Regions from separate parts of the Mus musculus genome. Here all the other regions are linked to region 2. The links are chromatin loops, found by intact Hi-C in ENCODE. Cell type or tissue: left cerebral cortex. All regions are shown on one strand. Region 1 overlaps Vps13d (vacuolar protein sorting 13D). Region 2 has its middle 2.3 kb from the start of Dhrs3. Region 3 overlaps Tnfrsf8 (tumor necrosis factor receptor superfamily, member 8). Region 4 overlaps Vps13d (vacuolar protein sorting 13D). Region 5 overlaps Vps13d (vacuolar protein sorting 13D). Region 6 overlaps Tnfrsf8 (tumor necrosis factor receptor superfamily, member 8). Region 7 overlaps Vps13d (vacuolar protein sorting 13D).

Evidence for each region. Peaks named below come from ENCODE experiments on the same cell type or tissue, not always from the same donor. Only the 100,000 strongest peaks of a DNase experiment are listed, where the experiment ranks them.
Region 1: it touches region 2 in a loop (4-fold over the local background); 5 of 42 quality-filtered maps call a loop at or near these places.
Region 3: a loop joins it to region 2, with 2.5 times the contacts of the local background. A loop is called at or near these places in 19 of 42 quality-filtered maps.
Region 4: a loop joins it to region 2, with 3 times the contacts of the local background. A loop is called at or near these places in 10 of 42 quality-filtered maps.
Region 5: it touches region 2 in a loop (7-fold over the local background); 21 of 42 quality-filtered maps call a loop at or near these places.
Region 6: it touches region 2 in a loop (6-fold over the local background); 28 of 42 quality-filtered maps call a loop at or near these places.
Region 7: it touches region 2 in a loop (5-fold over the local background); 10 of 42 quality-filtered maps call a loop at or near these places.

The regions. Positions count from the first base shown.
Region 1 is chr4:145,148,360-145,152,359 of GRCm38, forward strand. It overlaps Vps13d (vacuolar protein sorting 13D), which reads right to left. Exons shown (of 70, transcript NM_001276465.1): 21 at 1-989. Among named protein-coding and RNA genes, the nearest start is that of Vps13d, 45 kb to the right of the region's middle. In left cerebral cortex, no CTCF peak of the experiment used is centred here; a DNase peak (open chromatin) is centred at 2,089.
Region 2 is chr4:144,888,807-144,892,806 of GRCm38, forward strand. It overlaps a transcript of Vps13d not described here and a transcript of Dhrs3 not described here. Among named protein-coding and RNA genes, the nearest start is that of Dhrs3, 2.3 kb to the right of the region's middle. In left cerebral cortex, CTCF peaks have their summits at 1,960 and 3,762; DNase peaks (open chromatin) are centred at 123, 943, 2,013, 2,715 and 2 more places; H3K4me3 peaks cover 903 bases; H3K27ac peaks cover 1,905 bases.
Region 3 is chr4:145,268,213-145,272,212 of GRCm38, forward strand. It overlaps Tnfrsf8 (tumor necrosis factor receptor superfamily, member 8), which reads right to left. Exons shown (of 13, transcript NM_009401.3): 13 at 1-1,023. The coding sequence ends at 779. Among named protein-coding and RNA genes, the nearest start is that of Gm36233, 5.2 kb to the left of the region's middle. In left cerebral cortex, no CTCF peak of the experiment used is centred here; a DNase peak (open chromatin) is centred at 2,127.
Region 4 is chr4:145,015,528-145,019,527 of GRCm38, forward strand. Vps13d (vacuolar protein sorting 13D) reads right to left here. Exons shown (of 70, transcript NM_001276465.1): 67 at 1,208-1,403. Among named protein-coding and RNA genes, the nearest start is that of Gm36317, 54 kb to the left of the region's middle. In left cerebral cortex, no CTCF peak of the experiment used is centred here; a DNase peak (open chromatin) is centred at 2,403.
Region 5 is chr4:145,049,169-145,053,168 of GRCm38, forward strand. All of the region lies in intron 63 of Vps13d (vacuolar protein sorting 13D), which reads right to left. Among named protein-coding and RNA genes, the nearest start is that of Gm36317, 88 kb to the left of the region's middle. In left cerebral cortex, a CTCF peak has its summit at 1,513 (motif pointing left); DNase peaks (open chromatin) are centred at 1,550, 2,530 and 3,735; H3K27ac peaks cover 592 bases.
Region 6 is chr4:145,293,294-145,297,293 of GRCm38, forward strand. Tnfrsf8 (tumor necrosis factor receptor superfamily, member 8) reads right to left here. Exons shown (of 13, transcript NM_009401.3): 4 at 3,557-3,700. Among named protein-coding and RNA genes, the nearest start is that of Tnfrsf8, 20 kb to the right of the region's middle. In left cerebral cortex, a CTCF peak has its summit at 2,500 (motif pointing left); a DNase peak (open chromatin) is centred at 2,510.
Region 7 is chr4:145,022,672-145,026,671 of GRCm38, forward strand. All of the region lies in intron 65 of Vps13d (vacuolar protein sorting 13D), which reads right to left. Among named protein-coding and RNA genes, the nearest start is that of Gm36317, 61 kb to the left of the region's middle. In left cerebral cortex, no CTCF peak of the experiment used is centred here; DNase peaks (open chromatin) are centred at 2,278 and 2,864; H3K27ac peaks cover 787 bases.

The sequences.
Region 1 (4,000 bases), 260 kb after region 2:
TCCATAGAAGCACTGGACTCTGCCTTCACGTTCTGGAGAAGGCCTTCAGGGGGCACTTTCATCGCATGGTTGTCTGCAGTGGACCCAATCCCAAAAAAGTCTAGTATCACCACCCAGGTTTGCAGGGTGATCAACACATCCAAGCAGTTAAAGTCAACGTCGATGCTTCGATTAATGCGACCGTAACTGGAAGAGAACTCTGGATGCTTTTTATCCACCAAGAATATATTGATGTGGACCAAGGAATCATCAAATTTACTCTTCCCAACAAGCATATTGGGCTCATCCACTGAGGGAGAAGGGGGTGGAGTCTGGGGGTAGCTCTTGTCCTGGGCTTCCTTTGGCTTTTTCCGACATGTGGAAATGGGTCTTTGATACAACTGGAAGACGTTGGGTGCTTCCTCCATGTGGGAAGGGAGAGACCGGGGCATGTCAGGATACTCCACACTGGATACCGAAGGGCAAGACTGAGAGAGATATTCCTTCTGTGCTAAGCTAGATGGCTTGGGAGCCCCTCGAGACACCATCAGGCTCTTGTACTTAGAGTCTGGATTCTTCTCCAGTAAGTCTTCCATGAGGAGTGAACGCAGGGCGATCTGGATGGATAAGGTCTGTGGATGGTCTTTACTGAACTCCACCTCAAAATCCTGAAATTTTAAGCTCACAAGCCCTTGGGCCCCCAAAGTCAGGTCACCGCTCAGCTGAACCTGCAACTCTGATATACAGAAGTTGGCTTGAATCTGAGTGAAGGCCTTGGCTTCCTTCACAGACAAGGACTTCTGAGAAGTGCTAGAAAAGCTGGAGTGGCTGAACAATCCATTCTCCTTCTTCTCCACACAAGGTTCTCCACAGGAACTGAGTTGGGGCAGGGGAGAGTTAGGGCAGGGGGAGGTCGGGGCACTGGCTGCAAACTTATTCAGATCTTCACTGTACACGAGGTTGTCCATCGTCTGTAACACCTGCTCGTACACGTGCTTGGCTAACACCACCTGCATTCAAAGGGAACAGCCCGTTACTCCAGAACCATTTAAAATGTATTTGTAATTTTGTGTATGGAAAGTGGGGGTGGGGGCATGCACAAGGGGTTTGGGGGTACACATGGGTACAAGTGCCCATGGAGGTTAGAAGAGCCAGGCTCCACCCCCACACAGACCCCCAGGAACGTTAAAGGCAGCTGACAGCTCCCTGACATGGATGCTGGGAACTGAGCTCAGGTCCTCTAGAAGAGCATAAGAGCCCTAGCGACTGAGCCATCTCACCAGCTCCCTCCAACTCTATTGTCATCCCACAGACCCTCAATTCTCAGCTGGTATTTCTATGTTTACCAAAAGGCTCTAAGTTAGTTGGCATCAAGGACCATCATTTCTTTCCTGTCCTTTCTTTTTCCTTCTCACTTCTGTTTACAAAGCTCTCCCTAGCCACACGTAGAATAATCTACACACATCTATGTGCAGCAAGTACTCCCTAGATACAGTCAACATAGCCACTCTTTCTAACCACACAAAATAACTGCAGAAAGCAAGGAGACTTCCAAACATCTAATGTGGGCACAGCACGGGACTGAAAAACAAGACTCTAAAACTACCGCAGATCAGCAGTCAGCAGGACAAACAACGGTTAGTACTTTTCAAAAGTTATGCATATCTGCAATTATATATTTCTTTCTCTCTTACAGTTTCCATTGTTGGCACTTGCGTGGGACCCAGAACACAATAGGCAAACACTGTCACTGAGCTGCACCCCCGGCTTCTTACTTTCTTTTAGTTAGAATTTCTTATTTAAAAATATTTTCAAGTACATCTTTTTTACTAATTAAGGGCAATTAACAGAGGGATCGCAATTCGGGTACAGAAATTTTGACAGACTTGGAAAGTGACCGTTCTATAACCCCTAATTTAATCTTCATCCCCACAGAGCTCATTAGTGGAATGAAGCAACAGAAAAGACTGACAGGGAATTTTACAAGTGAGCGATCAGGCTCTTGCCACCCACACATCCTCATCAAATGCAGACGTTTGTATGACAGACACAACGGAACCGGAGGTGCTTGACAGCACCTGCTTGGGAAGCTCTAGCCAAAAGAAAAGAAGAGCTAAGAAAGACCAGAATCCAGGGAAGCCTGGGTGGTTCACAGCAATACTGGCTCCAGGTCAGAAAGACAAAGGTACCATGTTGGTCACTCTGTAGGCAACTGGCCAGTTTCCACACAGAATTAAACCATGGCAGATGAGGCAGGGCAGATCCAGAGAGCCCTAAAAGATACTGCACCTAACTGCTACAGAGCCTGCTTGGACCTGATGCAAGCAAACCAGAGTGAAGACGTTCCTGAGAGTCAAACACCATCATGATACATAGGAAGACAAAGTGTTCAGAGAGACACATTCAAAACAGACAAGATGAAGTGAAATAAAGCCTGAGATTTGCCTTAAAATGCTTCCTTTAAAAAATTGTTTATATCCTTGTGTGCAGTGTATATATGTACATGCACGTGCTCTGGCAGGTATACAAGTCATAGCACAATACTGTGGAGTTGATTTTCTTCTTCCTCCTTAAGTAGGTTCTGGAGAGGGAACTTGGTTTACCAAGTTTTCAAAGCAAACACTTTTAACACTAAAGTGCTTACCTAAATCATTTCACCTGCTCCCTGCCCCAAACTATTTCATTTAAAAAAAAAAAAAGAAAAAAGGCAAGTACTGGATGGTAGAAGCAGGAGAATCAGACACTCAAGGCCATCCTCAGCAGCGTGGCAAGTTAGAGGCCAGCCTGGGCTGCATGAGACCCTGTCTCAATTAAAGTGAACAAGGGTGCCTGGAGAGATGGCTCAGCAATTAAGAGTAATACATGGTCTTATTGAGGACCCAAGTTCACTTCCCAGCACCCATACTCTCAACCACCTGTAACTCCAGTCCCAGGGGATGTGATGTCTTCTTCTGGCCTCTGTGAGCACTAGGCACACATGCAAATAAAACACCCACACATACAGAATACAAAAGTTAATTTTAAAAAAGACAAAGAGAGCTGGGGGAGGGTTTCTTACCTAAAGACTCACACCTACGAGCCACTGATACTAGTCAAATTTGTGACCATCTACAGCCTCACAGAGGAGCCACTGTCCTAAGATTCTGAAAACATTCATTTTATAACCTTACTCTTTCCTCTAGTCCTGTAAAATCAGGAAATTACTTGTGAAGAAGGATACATATGTACACACACACACATACACACACACACACACACACACACACACACACACACACACACAACCCTAACTGGCCCAACTCAACTCAGAGAGGGCAAGCCTAACTTTACTCTGTTGAAAGGATCTGTCAATGGCTCGAATAATCACATTGTTCTACAGTCTATCCCAAGTGTGTCCAAAGTGGGATAAAAATTACATTCTCCTGGGAAAGAGCAACTGGCTTTTTAGGTAGTAATTCCCTATCCACACTGGGGAATGAAACCAGAGATCTACTTTGTTTCTTTGTGACACATGAAGAAAGCCATTTCCAGGGACAAAATGGTACAACCAAAGGATGCCATGTTGCCGAGGGCAGCAGGGCATATGCGTAATCCCAGCACTTAGGAGGTGGAGACAAGAGGACCACGAATTCAGAGTCAGCCTGGGCTAAAGAGTTAGACAAGGCTCAATGTTTATTAGAGCAAATTAACAACATGAATGTACACTGATGATATGTCCTTGAATTTACATATTTTCTTTCAACACTTAATGTACCAAAATATATACCATTATAATCTGAGTACTATATACACTATAAATATAAAATGAATACACATTGGGCTGAAGAAATAGCTCAGTGATTAAGAGTACCTGGTGTTGCAGAGGACTTGGGTTCAATTCCCTGAGCCCACATAGCAGCTCACCGTCATCCACACCCATAGGTCTAGTTCCATAGAGTTGGGCACCCTCATCTGGCCTACTTGGGCACCAGGCACTACACAATTCACTCCATTCATGCACACAAAACACTCATACAGATAA
Region 2 (4,000 bases):
GGAGTATGTGTGGCAGTGTATACACACACAGTGGCCTGAAAAGGACTTGGAATTTCTCCTGTCCCTCTCTGCCTCACTCCCTTGCGATGGGGTCCATCACTGAGCCTGGAGCTTGCTGTTTTCCAGCTAGGCTGACTGGCCAGCTGCCAAGCAAGGATCCATCCACCAACTGGCCCTGCCTACTTCCACCCCTGGCCCTGGGATTACAGAAGCACATGGCCACATCTCTCTTTTTACATTGATCCTGGGAACCGAAACTCAGGTTCCCACGCTTGCACAGTGTTATAATCAGGGTTTCTTCTGCTGTGATAAAATCGTATAACCTAAAGCAAATTGGGGGAGAACGGGCTTTATTTCTCTTACACTTCTACATCATAGACTCTCATGGAAGGAAGTTAGGGCAGGACCCTAGAGGCAGGAGCTGATGAAGGAGCCACAGAATCATGCTACTTATCGGCTTGCTCTCTATGGCTTGCTCAGCCTGTTTTCTTATAGCATCCAAGACCCCCAGTCCAGGGATGGCACCACCCACAATGAGCTGTACCTTCCCACGTCACTCACTAATGAAGAAAATGCCCTACAGGTTTGTAGGTTTGCCTACAGCCTTATATTACAGAGATGATTTCTCTATTAAATTCTCCTTCTCTCAGACGACTCCAGCTCGTGTCAAGTTGACATTAAAAACCTAAGCCGGCGCACACCGCAAGTGCTCTTACCCACCAAAACATCTCCCAAGTCCCTAGGCAGCCTACTTCTAATTGTAAGGCCAGCAACCTCTTTTCACTGTCTTTAATCGCAAACCAGGAAAGTTGGAAGGCAGCTCCGCCACAGGGTTCCAACTGGCCCTATAGGAGAGTTGTTTCTTGCACCTCCCTAGCTGTGCCCAGCCCCAGCAGGGCTGAGTCATGGAAAAGTTACTTCTGCTCATTTCTCCCACCAAGCCCACAAAGACTCCTTTCACGTTGTCAGGAGGGGGATGAAAAAATAAAAAAAGTGTGGGGCCCTCCGCCCAAGGCTGGGACGAAAATTTTCAAGCTCCTCTCTAGAGTTAGACTTAGTATCTCCTGCATCAAGGAAGCAGAATGGACCAGTACCAAGAGAGAAAGGGGACACATATTCCACACTACAACTTTCTTATTGAAACCAGCCTACTTAGTTGTGCAGCCTTAGCCCCGTGCTCCCCCACCCCTATCTTCCTGGGAACTGAGGTGTAGGGAGGGAAATGGATAAAGACAGTGACAGCTCATCTCTGGAAAGCTGATGCTGGGGGAAGCCTTAAGCTCACAGATACCAGGACCACAAAATCCACATCCTGACAGTAGACCAAGTAGAAACAGGGCCATTGCATCTGGCCAGACCTTGCATCTGACAGTTGCTTTTGGAATTGCCTAGCCGGTTTTTGTTTGGTCGTTTGTTTTGTTAATTTGTTTGGGGGGGGGCAATTCTTTTATTTTGAGTTGTTGTTGTTGTTGTTGTTGCTCCCCTCTGACTCCAGCTCAGACTCAACAGGGAGAAGCCTGTGTGGCCTTGAATGAATTGCTTACTTATCTGTTGGGCCCAGTTTCCTTAATTGCGTTGAGAGGGCACATAACACCCACCTCCCCAGACCATTTGGGAAATTGTAGTGTGTATAAGACACGTGTGAAGATCCACTGGGGTTCACAGTACCTTTCCACCTCTGTCCCAAACATACACCTGTGGGACATGGACAAGGGTCCTCCTGGTCACTCAGCTGGTCTAGCATCTGATCTGAACAGGATGAACACATACGTGTCTTTCTGTGAATGGCTGGATCTCCGTGTGTTAGTAACCTTTGCTATGAAACAGGTAGAGAAGAGGCTGTGATCTTTACAAGTCCTTAGCCTTACATGGAGTGAAAGGCCTAAGCAAAAAGAATAGCTCTTTAGCCCCACCAGTGTTGAAAACGCTAGTAGCTTAGAGGTGCAGTGTCCCATGTTGGCCACTAGGCGTCTCCAAGGATAATAGATGAGGGCAGAAGCTATGCAGCCTTTTGGGGGTCTCCCCTACTTGGTGTCTTGTACATAGGCCTTAGCAACCGCTGGGCGCCAAGAGTCCGACCCTCCCTGACTGCCATTTCTTTCCTGTTGTTTTATAGACCTGGAAGATGGACGAAATGGCCACCATGGTGGGGTGGGATCTAAGGAAGGCAACGGCCAGCCCTTTGGAGAGTCCTTTAGAAAGAAGAATGGAGCCTGCAGGGACTCTTCACTGCAGTTCTTGGCCAAGCCTGTCCTCCACCTCTCTCCTGCCTTCTTGCCAGAGTGGGGTGGGATGGGAAGAGAAATTAGGTCTGGACTGAATCTCTTCCTCCTGTACTTCCTGGCTGGGTAACCTGGGAAATAGGATGACAAAGTCCCCAAGGCGAGGTCAGCTGGAGGGTGGAATGTCAGACCAGATCGCAGGAGCTCCACACAGGAGAACGGCTTCCTTGCCCCTTCATCCAAACCTAAGAGTTCTCATGACAACTTCTCCCCAGAACTACAGTAGTTGGCAAAAGAGGAAGTGATCTCCACCCCCTCCCCAAATCAGCACTTCTCAAAGGGATTTGTTCACACCCAGGCGGGGAATATTAAAAGCACAGTTAGTTCCTTGTGCACCCAGGGCCTGCTGGATCAGTCTTTGGGGCTGAGGCCCAGGACTCCCAGCCTGAACACGTCCAGGGCTGGAAAGGGCTGCCCCAGATTATAGGGCAGGCTCCCTGGCTGTCTCTCCCTCTCCCGCCCAGGGATGTGCAGAGGGGGCGGGTGGCAAGTCTCATCAGCACTTTTAACTGGGCCTGCTTCTCATGACTCACCTCCTAGACTTCCCGCAACAGGCAAGTCTAAATAGCTGGGTCCCGCCCTCCCAACAGGGAGACGTTCTTACAAGGGGTGGGCAAGAGGTTACAAGGTGGGTGCCCAAAAGGTCAGCGGGGTAAGGGCACCCAGAGAGGGGACACTGGATGAACTGAACAGTGGCATAGCTTTGAAGACGTGTTGTTTACAGGCTTCTGTTATTAAGGAAATTGCTGTCAGTCAAGGTAATTCTAGCCCAGATAAGCAATAAATAAGCTCCCAGCTAATCTTATGGGGATTTTATTGGCACCTGGGGTTAGAGGTCCTTTGCCCTGCTCCCCTTTCTCCCAAAGCAAAATCCTGCCTCCCAAGGGGTCCCTCTACCTCAACGTGAGAGACTTCACGTTAATACAACTTCGGATGTACACTCTTTGAAGGAAAATGGGAATCAGGCAATGATGAAACATAACCTCCTGGTCCTACCTGGAGGCAGAAGAATGACCAAGTGACCTGAAATGAACCCTTGGCGACCCAATAGCATCAAGGCATGCGCGAGTTTCCCCTCGGTTTGCCCGGCCGCTCAGGGGTGGTCACCTGGCCCAGGCTGGGAGCCAGGTCTGATACAGCAAGCTGGCTTGCCAGAGTTGGTTGCAGCGTGTTCGAGTTCCGGCTGCGAGCCCTCGGGGACTAGGGCAGCAAGTTCCAGCTTGCAGAAATGAGAAGCGAGTCCCAGGGGAGTGCGAGACGCAGCGAGACCGGGTGCGCGCCTAGGCGCGTGCCCCGCCACGGCGCAGGGGGAGGGGAAGTCGCCGCAGCCACTCAGAGGCACGATAGTGAAGCCTCCCAACAACTTTAACTGTCAATCAGACTTAATGGGGTATTAAAAAAAAAAAAAAAAAAAAAAAGGAGGGGGCGCCCTTTCGGTCCACGCCGCAGCTGCCCCGCGGACGAAGTAATAGGGCGGTGCAGACTAGGGCGTCCTATCCACGAGTGCTCCACAGTACGGGCCCGACCAAGTTGGAAAGAACAAAAAAGAAGGCAATAAATACTAAAGGGGAGGGGGGAAGAGAGGGAGCCACACCGAGCGGCAACTCCCAGCCCGGGCTGCAAGAGAGGGAGGAGGGAACCGGAGAGAGCGGGCGCGCGCGAGGGCGAGCTGTGCACGAGAAGAAACTGACACCCGGACCCCCCACTTCTCCTGCACG
Region 3 (4,000 bases), 380 kb after region 2:
TTCAGGTATGTTCACCAGAACGGCCTCCTCACAGTGGGCGTGGGCTAAGCAGTGTGAGCAGCAGGGTACCTTCAAAGATAGGCTCCCACTTGCTAGAGTTTCCTTTGGGAGCTAGGTGTCATTGGACCTGATCCTGGAGGCTTTGGGACAATGCTTCTTCGTTTCCAGGGTGGAACAGATAATGGCACAAAGTGTTAAGAACCTCCAGGACTACAGTTCTCCCATCTCCGTGTGACAGGAAGTCCTTGGGCAAAGCATAGTCTTGAGCAGTGCTTGTCAGGTGGGGTCACTGCAGCTGCTGAGGAGGTCCATAGAACAGGGAGGCTGTGCCAAAAGGGTCTCATTCTGCCCTCCCTGTGTGATGGGTACAGGCCATCCTTGTGCCAGTGATGACGAGCATTCATTCTTTAACTTCCCTCTGTCTCAAGAGTAGAAGCAATAGGTGCTGGTTCTGTAACAGGGAGCCATGTCTACAGCTGGAGGCTAATAGCATGGCAGTAAAGCCATCACTCGAGACCCAAGGAGAGAAGGCAGGGCATAGGAGTGTGGGCAAGGAAGCTTGGATCAAGCCTGTGGCTTCTCCCCCAGTAGACATCAGCCTGATGGTGAGTGCCCACTGATGGGGCCCAGGGGCCAGTGCTCTTGGCAGCAGCTGAAGGCTTCATTCTGGGCTACCTTGGATGCTGGGTCTTCAGTTCAAGTTGTGGTAGCTTCCCAGGTGCTAACTTGATCTCAAGGGTACACTCAGCTGCTCTCTAGCCCCAGCTAACAATGGTTGTCACTTCTCAGAGACAGTCGTGGGCCCATGGTCCTCTTTTCCTCCTTCCTCCACCGAGAACATGACCTCAGTGCAGCTGCCCAGAGGTGGTTCTGTCTCCTGCTCCGGGTAATGGGGGGCATGGTCCACTTCTAGTTCAGCTTCCAACTCAGACTCTGTAGACCCTGCTGGAGCCCGGCCCTCAGGGACTTCAGTTTTTACAGAGCCCACGATCACTGTGTCGGCCTTCATGATGTAGATTTTCTCTGTAAGGCAAAAAGGTGGGTGAGAGAGGAGAGACCAGGACCACCTCATGTGCTGGGTGACTTCGCACAGATACCACAGCCTCTCTGTTACACAGAGAGGTATTGATGGGGCTACCCATGGTTTCTTAGGCATGTCATCAGAGATGGACAGAATGCAGTCAGTCCAGGAAATAGCAGGTAAAGAAAAGCAGGATGGTAGTAAGAACACCAGGGGACAAATCAGAGCCACACATGTCCCTCACTCTTCTCAAGTGCCATCTCTGAGACCCAGCACTCCCACTAATAGCCCCTCACCATCCACTAATCTAATCCTCTGCATGGTTAAGAACCTGAGGTCAGGGAGCTGGAGAGATGGCTCAGCAATAAAGAGCACTGACTGTTCTTCCATAGGTCCTGAGTTCAATTCCCAGCAACCACCTGGTGGCTCACAACCATCTGTAATGGGATTGACAGTGTACTCATATATATAGAATAAATAAATCTTAAAGAACCTGAGGTCAGCAGGTAAGGTTAGGAGACATCTCCAAGGAAGCATCCAGCCACCTGGCTGCCCTTGCATCCACATGCCTAAAACAAAACACCCCGGGTGACCAGTGTGCCCCTGCTTGCCTGGGACAGATGAGTTCCAGGTCCCAAGAGCTTCATCAGTCCAGGCAAACTTGGCTGATTGGCCACGTTCTCCAGAAACCTGGGTCCTGATGATATGCAACAGCAGCCAGGGGCCCCATGTGTCTATGTGCCCAGCCCCTGGACCTCATGCTGCCAGAAGGCAGAGGGGATCATGAGTGTCAAGTGAATGGGTAGCCCAGGCTCCTAGCACTAGTACATGCTACAGTCTCAACACAAGCTGATGCTGGGGGTTGCTGGGATGGCCTTTCCATGCAGGGAGTCAGGGAGCCTTAGGGAAACAAAGCCATCTTTGCAACTGGGAGGCAGAAGCCTAGATTCACCAGAATAACCAGCTCTACTCACTGGGCCTCAGGCTGGGGGTTGTACCACTCTGCTGATCCTGCAATGGATTCTGCAGATGGAATGGGGAAGCTCAAAAGGGAACTTAGGAGTGGGGGTGGGTAGACGCAGGGGGCACATGGACCCCCTGCCTTTGGGTTACACCCTCAGATTCAGGAAGCCCAGAAGATTCTCAAGTGCCCCGGCATGTCCGAGAGCATTGCACCATGGCAGCTCTTCTATTTCGGTTTCTCACACACCCAGGAAAGAGAGAAGTGTAAGAAACATGAGAGGGAAGGGCAAGAGAAAGGGACGAACTGTGTGTCCCATGGGCTCCAGAGCTGAGAGCAGGGTCTCAGGTGCCATGCCACATCCTCCATCAAGGTTTGCTGGGACTTTCATCTGAGGGGCTAGCGAAAGATGAAAGCTGGGGAGCACAGACCTGTAAATGTGGAGAAGCCAAGGCAAGAAGATGGCAAGTTCAAAGCTAGCTTGGGCTACAGAATGAGTGAGTTCAAGCCAGCTTCGGTAACTCAGTAAGAATCTGATTGAAAAGCCTTTAATCCCAACACTCGGGAGGCAGAGGCAGGCAGATTTCTGAGTTCAAGTCCAGCCTGGTCTACAGAGTGAGTTCCAGGACAGCCAGGGCTACACAGAAAAACCCTGTCTCGAAAAACAAAAACAAAAAACAAAAACAATGAACAAACAAACAAACAGACAAAGAATCTGATTGAAAGAAAAAGAAAAAAGGGAGCAGGGGCCACATGCAGGATCACAGGCTTGTAATATCAAAGGCTACAAGCCCTGAGGGTCAGAAGTTCAAGGCCATCCTTGGCTGCAAAGCCAGTTCAAAGCTAGCCTGGGCTAAAGGAGACCCTGTTTGTTTGTTTAATCAAACAAACAAATAAAACAAAACAAAAACAATCCAGAGAACAACAAGGCTGGGGAGATAACCTAGAAGGAAAAGTGCTGGTTATACAAGCACAAAGACCAGAGTTCAGATCTCCAACAGCCAAATGAGTGCTGTGTAGGGGTGTGTGTATGTGTGTGTGTGTGTGTGTGTGTGTGTGTGTGTGTGTGTGTGTGTGTGTGTGGCAGCCTATATCCCCAGCATGTAGGGGGCAGAGACTGGGGATCCCCAAGCAAGGTAGCTAGCTAATAATTCCATCAGTGAGCTCTGGGTTCAAGTGAGAGATCCTTGCAAGATGTAAGGTGGAGTGTAATCATAATAACCAACTCAACCTCTGGCCTCTGTGTACACACGTGCACACATATGCACACACACACATACACATGCACACATACACATGCACACACATATACTCGCGCACACACACACACACACACACTCAAACACACACACACACACACACACACACACACACACTCAAACACACCCACACACAGCTTTTAATTTTAAAAATTAAAATTTAAACCAAACAAAGGTGAGTGGACTAGCTCAGTAGTAGAGCATTCCCCTAGTATGTAAAAGGCACCAGGTTCAATCCCTGGTACCAAAAAGAACAGATGGGACCAGAGGTCAGTTACTGGGGTCAACTAAGAAGAGGTTACTGTAGGAGGTTAGGCGGATGCTGCTTGTATTCAAATGCTAAATCCTGGCTCCCACCATCTGGCTACCTCCACCCCGCACAAGGAGATCACAAGGCATGAGGAGATCCTCATGTGTACCACATTTGCTATGTAACCTTGCTCCTCAAGTTAATTGGTCAATAAAAAGCTAAGGCCCGTGATTGGGCAAAAGGTAGAAGTAGGCGGGTTTTCAGCTACCTGGTTGGGGTTTGCAGGTAGAGAGAGGGAAGAAGAAAGGACACAGAGACTAGAGAAGGCCATCATGAGAAAACATGAACCATGAGCACATGGCCGGGAAAAACATCAAGTAACAAGGGACATATGGCTGGGACATAAGTTAGAATAGCCCCAAATCTGCCCAGTCTAGGATTATGGCTTGTAAATAAGATACCTGGATTGTGTGTCTTTTATATGGGCTAGTTAAAATACTTCATTTTAG
Region 4 (4,000 bases), 130 kb after region 2:
CTCTACTGCCTGACCATCTTCACTGCTCCACACATACCTCAAAATAGACATCAGGGTTGTTTTAGCTTTATATCTGAGAATAGAATGTAGCTTAACTTGTGTGCAGCCTCCACCTTACCACCACCACTGCCCCACACACCCCAAGCAGCTATTTCCAGACGGAAGACATTTTGGCACCTGGTCTATAATCACAAGCACTTCCACTGCAGCAACACGTCACTGATGAAGTTCCCCGATGGCAGACAATGGCACTCATTTTAATTGGGGTTGACATGTCTTTGAATCTTACTGAAGAAGCAACAGGTATAGGCATAGCCAACCAGCTTCTAAACAGGTACAATGCTTTATCTGGGGATCATCAACTATGTAGGCTGCAGTGAACTTCCTTGGGCTTAGTGGAGCCCCTCTAGGAACAGCAACCCTCCTGTCTCTTTGGAGACAGGAAGCTAAAGCAGACCATTAAACAAACACCTAAGCTAAAGTGGCTGGGTTCTGTGGACATAGGCCATCTCCAATTTTTAGTTCTAGTTGGTATCAAGACAAGTCAATATCTCATAGCAGAATGACCAGCTTCCTTGTGGAAGTGGGGTTGGCTCCTTTTCCAAAGGCTGGAGGACTGGCTGGCATTTTTGACTAGAGGGAAACCTAAGAAGGAACAACCCATGTGGTTAACTGCAACTTCATATACTAGAATTACACGGGGTCTAGGAGCAAAGACCACCAACCAGCCTTCAGTAGGCTGATGGCCTAAGGGGTACAATTAGCTCGGGGAACTTATAATGATACAATGGTAATACTGATCTCTTTGATGAAAGAACCAGACATTGCATTTTCTTATCAATTTTCAACATAGTATCTTATCGACTTAAAGAAAAACCTGTGCCACTTTTTGTGTAGGTGGGTGGAGTGAGAACAGGATTCATGTAGCCCAGGATAGCCTTGAACTTAAACTGAACCTTAAGCTCTTGGTTCTTCTACCTGTATTTCCCCAGTGCTGGAATTACAAGCATATACTATCCCTTCTTCATGCCACGGTGTGCCTCCTTTTTATATATTTTTATTGCACAAGTCAAGATATTTCTGCTACATGTTTAAGTTAAACAACATAACTAAGTCATACAGACTATTACCAAACACATCTATGTGGACTACAGAATCCTCAGACCTGAGCTCAAAAGTAGAGATCAACTCTCACCATGACACTGACCTGGGACCACTGAGTGTGGCTGTGTCTCTCACTGCCTGAGCTGTTTCTGATGCAAAATCCAGGGCACCTGCCACTGGCTTGGTCACAGTGCCAACGAGTCCCTTGCCAAGGCCAGATATGAATCCACTGACTCCTCCTTCTGTTTTTACACCTTCCACTGTTGATGTTATAACACTGGTCAATCCACCAATGATACCTAGTGAGAAAAACAAAGAAACAAAACCAAACAAGGTCACTGTCACCTGGCCAAGGTCAAAGCCAACAGTATCTCAAACCAAATTTCTAGTTTCTGCATCTGGAATGATAAAGGCAGTTTGTTGATCTCTAAACAGGCCACAAGTCAAGAGACCCAAGGGACTTGTCTAGAAAGTCCAGAATCAGAGGACACTGTAATAGTCTGTGAGTTAGAAGGAACACATGTCTAGGATAATTTTAAAAAAAGAAAATCAAAACCAAAACAAAACCCCTGGGCTATATTAAGAGTGTCGTAGGTAGAGGGCCTGCCTAGTGCACAAAGCCCTGGTTCAGTCCCCATTGCTACATAAAACCAGAAACAGTAGCATACACTTGTAATCCTAGTACTAGGGAGGTGGAGAACAGAAACCAGAAATTCAAGGCCATCTTGAATTCAGCTACATAAATTCAAAGACAGCCTGGAATAAGTGAGACCCTGCCTCAAACTGAAAAAAAAAATTACAGAAAAGTCATCAGTTCATTAGTCAATGTTTTTAATGAAAGCAAAGGTGAGAAGCTAATGGTGGTCCTTTTTTTTTTTTATTCTATTCCAAGTCTTAAGCAGCATACAGGCAATAAAGAGAGGATGCAGAGAAGGGGATAAAGCAACAGGAGACTAGGAAACAGGGTCCTTGGGAAAGGTTTAAGTGCCTCTGAAATGTAAAGTTGAGAACCACCACATGTTTGACATGGTTTGTGTAATACTGCATGCTTTGCTGAAACCATTAGGGTAAACAATGAAGAATTCATTAAGGCACCCCAAATAGCTGCTAACACCACCCAAGACCCTTGGGGTTGTATCAAGCTTAAAAGACCAATCTAATTGAAAAGGCATTCAAGCATTTATTTTAAAAGCTGACAGCAATGGTTGAAGTAGGCCCAGAAGTGTCCACAAGTTGGCAAAGGCTAGTGAGGTCACAAGCATTGCAGGGAAGAGGCAGGCCCAGTACAGTGACCATTTCTAGGACTCGGGCCAGGGACACTCACAGGATGTTTACCCTCTGACAGTTGGGGTGTGAGGAAGCTCTCTGCACTCTTCAGCTCTAGTGAGACAAATTAGGAAAGGAAACTGGTTGGGTGAGAGTGTCCCTGAAATTCATAGAGTTTCTTTCAGATTCAGGATCTTTTTGCTCCAGTGAGGCAACATTCCTATCCTAACTCAGAACAGAATTCCGGCTAAACAACTAGGACTTAGGAGGTGGTCTTCAACAGATCAAATAGGACTCCAGTTTTTTATTCATTTATTTTATGAGTATGTGAGCATGCATACGCGCGCACACACACACACACACACACACACACACACGTACTCACACTGACACCTGCTCACACAAGCACACTTACAAGCCAAAGTCCACATGAGAAAGTCAGGAGACAATTTATAGGAGTCAGTTCTTCCCTTCCATTATGTGGGTCCTGGCTATTGAATGCAGTTTGTCAAGCTTAGCAGCAACCATGTTTGTTCACTGAGCCATCTGATCTTCTCCAGGACTCCAGTTCCAAATTAAGGAGACTAGATAGACTCTGGTCTTATTATAATGTGATTCTTTTCCTCCTAAAGGAGACTCTCCTTTCACACTGCCCAGAGCTCAGTGCCCTCTTGGATGAGGCGGGTACTGGTTCTGGGCTCAGATTGGCCTAAGTGGCTCCTGGAGGGGTTGTGGATAGCATAAGGACAATCTTTGATTGGAGGTGATTTGGCAACTGTGAACAATCACCCAGCTTCTTAGTACATAGCTGTGTTCATCCAAAAAGTGAGGCCAGCCACCTCTCTCTGAAGAGAGGATAGCAATTAGACACAGCAAAAATCTTCACATTAATTAAAACTGTGCTCTACTTGCTACTGTATTACATTACAGCTAATAAAGACAATTTAATCTTTACTCCAGAAGGATTATTCCAAATCTTTACTTTAAAATTTTATAAACAGATTAATTTAGCCCAGTTTTACACCCTGCCTGATACTTGGTCATCCACTTTACAACTGATAGGGCTCAGAAAAGCCTTCCACTGTAAACACTGTACCCTAAGCTTAGAACTAGTCATACATCATTATAAAACAGTGACCTCCCTTCTTCCAAATATAGACAGTTGTGACTGATAGACTAGGGGACTGTCATCGTATCAATGATTCCTAGGGTCTGGTCAAAGCTGCTAGCCATCACTGAATATACTATGGGCCAGTGGGCTCTAGATGGCCCCTCTGCTTTTCTGACACTCAGGCCATTTGACAGTGAGTCACACATCACTGGCCATATGACCAGTGCCACAGGTGCTTGCAGAAGTATGAGCGGAAGTACCTAGGTCAGGAATGGGGGCAGCACTTCCTTCTGTGTGGCTGGGGGACACTGGTAGAAAAATTGACTGGGCCTGTATTTCCAAAGGCTTTCGATGCCACATTTAGAATTTGCTAAGAAAACCACAGTAATAGGAAATGGGTGACAGTTGAAACAAACTCAGAGAAAACACATGTCTGCCTGCCACTTCCTTCTTTGCAATTACATGTTTTGTAATTCTGCATCTATCTTATAGACGCAGAAACACCACAACCATATGCCA
Region 5 (4,000 bases), 160 kb after region 2:
CACACACAGGACACACACACACAGGACACACACACACAGGACACACACACACAGGACACACACACACAGGACACACACACACAGGACACACACACACAGGACACACACACACAGGACACACACACACAGGACACACACAGACAGGACACACACAGACAGGACACACACACACAGGACACACACACACAGGACACACACACACAGGACACACACACACAGGACACACACACACAGGACACACACACACAGGACACACACACAGCCAAATAAAAAGGCAAATTAAACCCTGAAAAACACTGTTACTTCCATCAAAGACAAAACTTAGAAAGAGTTTGTAGTGAAGATATAAAAGACCAATAACCTGATAGAAACCTGATCAAGTGCTAGGATCAGACAGTTCACAGAAGCAAAACCACACACACACACACACACACACACACACAAAGCAACAGTAGAGGAAGAGACACAGGAAGACACACAGTTAAATAAATACCAAACAGAAGATACATGGCACAAACAATCAAATAAATACCGACCAGACCAGATGAGCCGAAGACAGGGAGAGAGCACTGGTTTGGTACTTGGAATGTCACTGATGATATCAGAAGGAAGAATTTTAGGAGCTGAGACCATCATTGAATTACCAGTGTGGTGGCACACCCCTGCAATTCTAGTGCTTGAGAAACTGAGACAGGAAGATTGCTAAATTCAACACTAGGGGGTTTTAAACACCGATGATGGCCAGATTTCTATCAGGTTATTGGTTTTTTTTAATCTCTTCCCATTGTATAAAATCTTTATAAAAGTCTTGTCTTTGATGGAAGTGTTTTGAACTGAGAGATAGACTAAATTTAAAGCCAGCCAGACTAAAGATATGTTAAGTGCACAGCTAAAGTCACATGACTAGCCATGAGCGAATCCTAGACTTGAATGTGCTGTTTTCACAACAGCAACTACCTATTTGGTAGAAAGCGCCCAAGCCAGAGGGCTCCACTATTTCTTCTCAAAGTCATTCTGCATTTGTTCAGCCGTGCTCCCCACTAAAGAGTGAGTAGGCATGAAGTCGGCAGAGAGCATGCCTAATTTCCCCCATTTCACTGACAGAGAAACTGACAGCCAGCTTAAACTCCTTATTCATAGTCAAAGGCCAATCATGCTATGAAAGTGTAAGGACATGGTCTTACCAATGCAACTCCAATAAGAAGAGATTTAGAAAGCATGATTAAACAAAAGCTTAAGCCAGAAAGTTAAAACAAAACAACAACAACAAAAACCCACTAAAACACAAATTCCTCATTGCGACCAAACATTAAAAGAGACTGGTGTATTGCTGCAGGGACCTTTGACCTCTACCAAGCTGCAAAGTCCTCCCAACAGGCACCATCTACCCTGGAACCAAGGAAGTACCCAGTCCTGAAGTGAAACTGTCTTCACCTAGTCATTTACTGTCTGGGGTCCCTTATCTGCAGAGGCGCAGGGCCAGCCTGTTGGTATGAATTACTCTGCCACCTTCAGGCTGATCTGGTCTGTGGAAGAAGGCATGAGAGGAAAAGAAAGCCATATAGGATTGCGCCCTCCCAATGAACTGAGCCACTGCTTGCATATAGTAGGTCACAGCTCTGATCCTGATTTACTCAGGCAGCATCTTCCTGCTGCAGAGGGGATTCTGGAGAAAGCAACCTGTGCTCATACGTTCCTGATAAAACAGAGAAGTATCTACTCCCACTTCCCAGACAAAACGGCTGAAGCCTTCCAGAGACGGCGCCAAGTTGAAAGAAGAAATACCTGTCCACGAGGCCTCAGATCACAGCTAGTCCCTGGGCCGTGTCCTTTCCTTTCTTAGTTTATTCCACACTAAACAAAACTGTCTGGAATTCATTCTCTAAAGGTTTATTTATGGCACATAGAGACTGTTTATGTGAAGCAGGGCATGTGCCTATTTCCCTTTGGGGACAGTGTTTAAAACTATGGGGCTACTTCCCTCTCTGGCACTTTCTGAAACACAATTAACAATACTGGATCTTTTTTCCTTTTAACAAATCTGGTTTTTATTTAGAGAGGAAGGGAAAAAGTAAAGGGTCTGAAGTTTCCCAACAAATTATTTCAAGCCTTTGAGAAGACAGTTTTAGGCTTTTTAAATAGTGTCTTTGTTTGAAACTCCCCCTTACCCCCACCCCCTGCTCTCTGACCATTAAAGTGTGGGTTTTCTTCCAAACTAGATTGCTCAATTAAGGTCCTTCTTTTGTTATACCCCAATGCTCTAAATGGGAAAAGGCCTGCTGTAGGCCACCTTCTGAAACCTTTTAAAGACCCCCTGGTATCTTTTGATCTTTAAAGGAGTCAAGGAAATCCCCATTAAAAGCTACCTGGCTTTTCAATATGCCATGGCATCTCTAACATGCAAGCTCTATGCAGAGAGACCATGAGGAGAAGGGAGGGGCAGCTGTGCTCTTGTGTCTATGAAATGGAATATTAGCTTCCCTTCTTCTGTCAGTCACGAATCCAAAGAAGATAGCAGATGGAGACAGCTTCCAGTCACCTGGACAGTGTGGATGCCTTTGAGTCACCAGACAGACACTGTATCTGGCAACAATGTACCTCAGTGTAAATCTGGATAGGCAGAACCCCCTCCCCCAACATTTCTGACAGCCTCGCTCCTGCCTGGGAATCCAGAGAATGGAGGCAATTGTTCCTTCAATACTAAGACAGGGTTACCTTTTACACAGACTCCCGTGACTGCTGTTCAGGGAGAGGGCTCCGTTTCTAAGCACATGTTTTTAGTGATTCCATATTCATCAGAAAGAGTATATTGCTCTTCCTAAGAGCTCCTAATAAAGGCCTGTTACTCTGTTAGAAAACTCTGACTAAGTGATATTGTCTAAGGAGTCCCAGACTCCAGGAGGAATACTCAAGGTATAGTAACATGGTGACTTCCACAACCCCAGAGCTCCACTCTGAAGTTCCAATCCCAACATCCTGCTGAAACACAGGTATGTCATGGCATCTGCTTAAGAGTGCTCTAAATTCAGTAGAATACCAGGAAGACCGTCAACATGAAGGACTGGAATCACTCCAGCAGAGCACACACTGCACCAGTAAGAGATGCAGAGGACACATGGCATCTGTATCACAGGACTGTGAAGGACACATGGCTTAGGTACCCGGGACTGCAGAGGACACATGGCATCGATACCAGGAGTACCATTGGATAGCAAAGGACACACAGCATCAGTCCCATAGGACTAGGGACCAGGCACTTCTGCTGGGAGCGCTGAGAGGAATGCTGGGGTCTGTGATCTTTAACAAGATGATTTTAAATCAAGAAGTCTTACACTTGCAGGAAATGCTTAGCTTTGGTTTGCTGGGTGAGAGCCAAGTGTTCTGGGGGAACAGACTTTATCAAACAAATCCATTCCAAAGGTCACATAAGTCAAGTGGATACTTGTGGATATTAGCAAGACAGTAGTTTTCCCATGGTTTTCCCCTTACTCCCAAGCTAATTATAACCATCTCCAGCCTCCTGGGAAATACAACATTAGGGCAGATTGAGCAGCAAAGTGGTGAGAGGAGAAAGGCACTGTACCTCTTTTCTCAGGATGCTGCCCCTGGTCCCAGCTAGCCCTCCCTTGACTTCATTCACTGAAGCCATCACCCCTATTATCTAGAGGATGACGCTGAGCAGACAGCTGTCTCATCACCTATAGGTCTATTTTAGAAGCTGGGAGTTGGCAGGCTGTGGCACATGAGGCCCACACATGTGTTCTGTCAAGCCCACAAGGCTGGGTTTTAGTCAGTTTTTCTTTTGTTTTTTTTAATATGAGTTGGTGGCCAACATTTAAAACCCAGGAGATTCCATATAAACCTGATGATTTGGCAGTGGGCTGCAGTGGGGCTGTGCTGACCCTCCTCATGGAGCTGTGCTGGACTAAAGGTTCCCTGCACTTGCAGGTTGACCCTGCAGCAGAATTGGCATGGGCATCAGAGCCCAGCACTGCAGGCT
Region 6 (4,000 bases), 400 kb after region 2:
GAGGACACAATGGCTACCCCGAGACAGAGATTCTGGCTTTCCCAGTATCTGTTCACTCTGGAGTGAGGAGGATCTATCCCTTCACTTGGCTTGGTCAGTGACGCTCACAGATGTTCACACTCAGCTACAGAAACACAGACAGACAGACAGACACACAGACACACAGACAGAGACAGACAGACACATAATTATATTTGTGCCCCCCAGAGATACATATATAGAGATACATATATACAGAGACACAGAGAGAGACATACACAGTAACACACACAGAGATGCATACACATAGACACACACACAGAAACACACAGACACACCCACAGAGAGAGACACACACAGACACACAAGACAGGCACAAATAGACACAGATACACACACACACACAAAGAGACACACACAGATACATATAGAGATACACGCAAAGACATACTCAAATACATACACAGACACACACACAAGAGACATATACACACAGAAAGACACACAGGCACACATAGACACAGATACACACACACATAAACATACACAGAGACACATACACATAGAGACACATAGAGAGATACACACAGACACAAGCACAAACATACACAAATAAATACACACTGACACACACACAGACACAGACACACACAGACAGAGACACACACACAGACACACACACAGACACAAGCACAAACATACACAAATAAATACACACTGACACACACAGGCACACACACACAGACACACACAGACACACACACAGACACACACAGACACACACAACACATACACACACAGACACAAGCACAAACATACACAAATAAATACACACTGACACACACAGGTGCACACACACACACACACACAGACACACATACACATATACACACACACACACACACAGACACAAACAGACACACACACACACACACACACACACACAGACACACACCCACCATCAGATACTCCTGGGTTTGCCCTCCATCTCTACCACATTCTTACTAAGCCAGGCAGTCAAGAGATCATAACAGTCTTCATTAGGCTGCTGTTTATATAAACAACCACATGAAAACAAGTCTGTCATACTAGGTAATAAACAGTAAGCGCTCAACCTTACTGCCTGTACTGTACTTTCTCACACCCCAACGCCAATCTCATCTCCGAGGGAGGGAGTGACCCACATGAGTTGGAAGATGCCCCAACTACTTCAGTGGAGGTGAACACAGCAAGGTCAGCAGTGCGATGAAGTTGACGCAGCTCAGCTGAGCACCCAATCCTGGCTCTACGTTCTTGGGCTGCTCATCTGCCATCTCTGGGTGTCAAACTCCCTACCCACAGAAAGGAGCTGATGGAATCTGCTCTGCACACACGCGATGCTTGCGAAGAAAGTCCATAATAGCCTTGAGTGTTTGGCTATCTGTGAGCTATGCTGAAACAGAAGTTACTCTCCCCTTTCACAACCGGAAATCCTACATCTCCCAGAGCTGCCTTCTGGGAGAGTCCACAGGGGCTCCAGAGATGAACAAGGTCAGGTGACTGTGGCAGGGCCACTGACAGAATGTGCTGTGTCACTATGCCAGTACCGCACACCTTTAAGCCCAGGACTTGAGAAGTGAACAGTTCTGTGAGTTTCAGGTCAGCCTGGTCTACTTAGTGAGTTCCAGGTCAGCCAACAGCTACATAATGAGACCCTGTCTCAATAAAAGGAGGGATGTGGTCTTAGTAGTTAAGATCACTGGATACTTTTTCAGAGGATGGGATTCAATCCCCAGCTCACAACCTTCTATAATTCCAATTCTAAGAAATCCGATAACCTCTTCTTGCCTCTGTGGGCACTAGGCATGCATGTGGTACACAGACATACGTGCAGGTAAAACACCCATATACATAAAATAAATAAATCGAAAAATAAAAATGAATCTGGGTGTAGTGGCACATGCCTGTAATCCCAGCAGTCAGGAGTCTGAGGAAGCAAGATCAGAAGTTCAAATCCAACCTGGGCAACAGAATGACTCTGTCTCAAAAGATAAATAAAGAAATAAATAATTTTAATGATGTCTTTGTGCTAGGAGTATTGCTTATTGGTATAGTCCTTGTATGACATGAATGGCCTTGAGTTCAGTCCCCAACACACACACACACTCGTGTGTCCATGCATGCATACACACATGCACACACAGCTCACACATTTAATACCCACACTTGGGAGGATGAGACAGGGGGATTACTGTGGTTTTGAAGCCAGTCTTGCCGCATAGTGACTTACAAGACATCCTGGGCTACAAAATGAGAGCGGGTCTCAGAAAGAAATAATCTAACAACATAATGATCTATGTCAGTTGGTAACCAATATAAATATAAAAAGATACATTGTATTCTCGCTTACATGGTAGGTCTTTGAAACTTACTGAGCATTATAGACAGAACATCTTAACTTAGACCTGCCACATTTTAAGCATTTTTTTTTTTTTACACATGGCAATGGCAGGACTTCAGAGACAGGCCTCTGTTGCCCCCATGTGGCAGTCTTGGGAACTCTGCCCAGACAGCCTAGCCATGCTAGCTGGAAGGTTGAGAATCTGTCTGACAGACAAACACGGAGGCCTTTAAGTAACATCTCCTCATCATATGAGCAAGGAGAAAGAGTTAGAGGAACTGGCCCCATCCACAGGTAAAAATCTTCAATATAGCCCAGCCCTCAGCTACGTTTCTGATTGCAGACAGGGTCCCACAGTACAGAGAGCATTCTGTGATTCAGGAACTTGGAAAATGCCCATGAAGCTAGGAGCCAGAAAAGCCAAGGACACCGGTTAGAGAAAAGGGTTTGCAATTTTCACCCCTCACCATCGGTTTGCCCCACCAGGAGTTTATGTGATTGTACTGTCCTTTTTGCACCCCCACCTCCATGTCTCCCTTCTAGAAAGCACACCACCACCTCCTTTTTTGAGAACAGAGTCTCACTATGGAATCAGCCTAGCCTCCAAAACACCACTTCTAATGGCAACCAGTGAAGTTCCATGATTCTTATCTCTTCCTCTGACCATGAACTCCTCCTCCCTTGTATTGTCAAAAAATTAGAAACGGGAGATGGTAAGGCCTGATGTCACGAGGCAAACTGGGGGAAAAAAACAAAGCAAAGTAATTTCTCTGCCTTTAATCTGTTGCCTAATGTCTCAGTACTCCTCTCTCCAATAAAATGTCCTATTCTGACGCAGGGAAGGTAGCTCTAATTTGTCAGATAACTCCCAGGGTAGAGACTTGAGGCTTCCTACTTACTTGTGGACCACCGGAGAATCATCCCTGACCCCAAGCTTCAAATGTGCCCACAGCCTCCTTTAACCAGGCGTGGGCCTCTGCCAGTAGAGTACCTCTGACAGGACGCAGATGTGAGCAGTGAGCAGCAGAAACCCCGAACGGATGCTGCACACATCACAGCATGGGGAGAGAAGCTTCGACCTGTTTATCCTACAGTGGTGGGAAGGTTAGGAGGCCTGTGGCGGGCACAACAGTAGCTACTAAGGAGCTGTGGGAGCTGTGGGAGCTGTGGGAGCTGTGGGAGCTGTGGGACACTCACCTGGAGACTTGACAACCTCCTCTCCAGAACAGTGGAGTTTGCAGCGGGCGCAGGAATTGACTGCTGGTGTGCAGCAGTGCATGCCAGGCTGACACTCACAGATTCGAGGAGAGTTCCCGGAACACGGAGCCTTCTCCACAAGGCCTGAGGGACACAGAGAGGGTCATGGAAGGGAAAGAGGGGAGCCAAGGGTGGGGGTCCAGTGTACACAGGGACAATCCAGGATGAAGGTAAGATGCCACATGACCCTCTGTCAGACCAGTTGGCTGTCACTCTGTGCCTCTCCTCAGTTCTCCTGATGTGCATGAAAGGGGCAGCGTGAGGGTAACCTTCACTTCCAGCCCATATGTCTGCTACTACTACATAGATTACAAACAAATAAATGTGGGGCTAGGGAGACGGCTTAGTGGGTAAAAGCAGTTGTTCTTAGAGCAGAAAGTCCTG
Region 7 (4,000 bases), 130 kb after region 2:
ATTGTGGTCAGCCACAATTAACTTTAACACCCTATTCTTCACAGCAGATAAACTGAAGCCCCAAACCAAGTTGTCAGAGTAGGACCACCTATAAAGTTACAGTGTTCAGAGAATGGCTTCCAAAACTTTCCAGCTGTGACTTCAAGCAACTTACACAGTGCATGTCTTTACAAAGCACTGGACTTTGACTGGGGAGATGAGCACCAGCCTTGGGTCCTGTCCTGCAACCCCAGGTCTCATTACAATGACAGTGATGACCTAGATGCATCAGCTAGCACTGCAGATCTGGAGCACCAGCACTGACACAGTCTGAACACCTGCGCCAAAGCCCCACAAGTGCTGAGGTACAGCCGTGTGGTGCACGTTAACGACAGTATCTGCAGGACACCCTAGAGCACCCACGCCACATTCTGAGCTCTTCCTCAGCTGGAGAAGAGCTAAACTCTGTGAAGAAATTGTAAGTGAAGGCCATGTTACCTTTTATAAGAGCTAGTGAGGGTAAAGACAAGAACCACCTTTTCTTCTTCTGAGAGAGTAGGAGAAATCATCTAGGAGCGAAGCCCAACATGACCCCAGCTCCTTCCAAATCCCCTCTGTAAAACCAGAAGCTCAGGAGGGAGCCTATGACAAAGGCGTGACTGCGGCTCATTCTTCCACAGCTGCCCGACACCCAGTGCCAATAAGTCCCTGCCCGGGAGAGCTCACTCTCCTCTCCAAATGCCAGCTTCTTCCAAATGCTTCTCAGATGCTTCATCTGTTTTTGTTTTGTTTTTGAGACAGGGTCTCTCTATGTGTGCCCAATCTGGTGATTCTCCTGTCTCAGACTGTAGGCATGAAACACCCTGACTAGGAGCTTCACTTTTGTTATTAAAGATGTCCACATCTAAGTTAATTTACTATTCTTACTCTTCTGCAACAAAAACTATTTGTGCAAGCCATTTAGTTTTGCTGTTTATCACTTGTGAGTTGAAAGCATAAAGAGATATTCACAAGCTACTATTATAAAAGTCTGCCCTTCTAGAAAGCAGCCCTTTGCGCTGACTTTGAGATTATCCTGTATAAACCTATGCTGCTAAACAACTCCCAATCCTCCTGCTCAATGCTGGGATTGTGAGCACAGGGATTAAGACAGTGACCTCCTATCACTTTGGGGACCCATGCATGGACATCTTTAAGGTCAGTTCCTCATACCATACATCCAAGTGGGTAGGCAAAATAGACCAGTCTCCCCGTGACAGACAAGAAGCTGATATGCAGGCTGTGGCTGGGAAACACTCCCTCACCATGCCCTCAGCTTTGAAGGTAATCATCAACAGGGCGGAATGCTCACAAGCCAATGTCAGCGAGCGCTGAAGTGGTCTGACTGACCCAGGGTACAGTCACCTTACCCCCTTGTCTCACTGTCTTGAGACTAAGGAATGCTGGCGTCTGACACCCAGAGTATTCAGAGGAGATACAACTCTCAGAGATTTCTAGAGAAAAGGACCAAAGTCCTTACTTAGGATGTGAGCGACTTAAGCTTGGATATGTGGCTAGTCTACAGGCAGCAGTCCAAGAGCTACGGGGGCCACCTAGAGGCTGTGTGTGTGTGTGTGTGTGTGTGTGTGTGTGTGTGAGTTGTAACAGAAAGACAATCACACTTGACTTCATATTCTGTCTGTGACACTTAATAGCAGAGAGACCATGGGCAGGGGCTTAACTCTTAGCCCCTAGATGAACATTAAAAAAAAATCCACTTTAAAGGATTTGATGAGGTTGGAAAAGGTGGCAGAGCACTTACTGCAGGAGAGATGATATATCAGACACACAATTAAAACTATGTTGAGCAGCTTCAACCCCTGTAAAATGGTAAACGCATTTGATAAGGCCACTATGACATGACAGGATCCTCTAGTGTAGTGCATGCTGTCTGCAGAGGGACCTGGCAGCTGTGGAGCAGAGCATGCACTGGGCTAGCACTGGAAAAGCTACTGGCATCTGGGAGGTCATCTGTGAGTGAGTCGTCACTATGGTGGTTACAATCGACACCTCCACAGCAGAGGGGATTTGCAGAGTTAAGTCAATCCAGCTCTTTAAAAAAAAAAAAAAAAAAAAAAAAAGCTCAAGCCTACAAAACACTTAAATCTTCAAGTGACCGTCAGCCTAGCTAAGAAGAAAAGTGCCAAGGAACAGAACGTCCTTCAGAAACCTGCTCACGCACTTACAGTGGGTTCCCTTCTGTAGCTGACGGAAGCATCAGCACTCGACACACTTGTGCATTTTGGCCACAGTCCAAAGTCATTAAGTTCTATAAAGCAGTGTTTTCAGCACAGGGGTAAAAACCCTCAGAAGTACTTTAAGGTGCCCATTCTCCTGAACAGCTAACACACACTGTGCATCAACACTTCTCATTCCAAAGTAATCCTGTTGTCTGTACACACGGAAACACTGAGTTAGTCTAGGCTGGGGACCTGGCTCTGAACCACTGATTTCAGAAATTTAAGTAGAGAGTAGAATGGCATAGAGGGAGAGAATTCACACTGTGTCCCTCGGCTCTGTCCTGCCTGTTTCCCTGACCCTAGCATGATACTCAGCAAGCATGGGTGCCAAAGGTATTTGGCTAGTGTAACAGGATCCTAGGCTTCAGTTTCTCCCTGTTCTCTGGGGCTCTTCTTTCACAGTTATTTACCTAATGGAAAGTTCCTCCTTAAGATCCTTGCAAACTGCTGGTGACAGTATCTTTCTTGTCACCAGGGCATTTCACAGGAAAAGAGAAAGAAGTAACAGAACTCTGTGGCATCGGGGAGAGGTTTTCTTTTCAGCCAAGAGCAAGACTGTACAACTGCAGCATGACCAGCAACAGTTCCAAGTTCACTCAGCAGTGCCCGGGACACACAATCACAATGGCCATCGCCATGCTGTGCTACAGGCTGGCGGGAGTTCTGGGTGGTGCTGCCAACGAGTCCAGCATGCTGGAACAGAGCAGTGGCATTTGTGTGTCACTAACAGGGAGAGTCATCTAGTTCATCTAGACCCCAGTTTATCCATCTGCACGTCTCTGCTTCAGAAGACTGCTCTGACGGGTAGCAGAGGTAGCTGAAGCAGAGCACTGGACCCAGGGACTGCTCATCAATTTTAGCAAGTTTCTCAGCAGCAGTTTGGGACTTTACACTCTAGAGTCAGTCTCAACTCTGCTGGTGCTATCGAAAAAACCTCCTTCAGGTCGGTTGAGACTTGACTCACTTCAAAATTAAGGTCCTACTTTCTTCTGTTTGGTATCATGAAAACAGTTGCAAATAAAAAGCAAAACAAAACCAAACCAAACCAAACCAAACCAAAACAAAACAACAAATCTGTTCTGGGGCTGGGAATTATTGCTCAGCGGTAGAGCACTTGCCTAGGTTCAACCTGTAGCATTACCACACGGAGAGAAGGAAAGGGGAGGGCAGAAAGCTTCCAAAATATTCTGGGAGTTTTGTCTTGACATTGAACCTTTCTGAAATACTTATGAACAGAAAGTTAAAGGAAATAATGACCCTAAACCAGTAACTATCTGTCACTGACAAAAGGCAAACTGCTCTGTCAGTTGGACAACTGTAAGGGTTGGAACAAATGGGGACACACTGTAGAGGAAAAAGGGAAAAGAAAAGGTACAAGTTTGGGTTTAGTGAAAAGGGGATATTTAGGAACCCCCATATTTCTGCCTACAGAACACAGAGCATGCTGTTTCCACTTCTGTTTGGTTTGACTCTATGCAGTCCTGAGGACACAGACCCAACAGGGAAGCCCTGAGAACAGTAAGGCATTTGAAAGCTGGGCCAGATGCTCGCTCTGTGTCAGCAGCACCTCCAAGCTGTGACCTTGCTTTTCCCTCTGTTCTCTGGAATCTTGAGGCCTTCCAGCTCTGGGATGTGCCTGTGTAGCTATTTCACGGACAAACACTTATCAGGACAGGCCACTCCTTCTCATTAAGAAACAAAGTTATCCACAGGCACTCGATTATCTCAGAGCACAAGGTCTA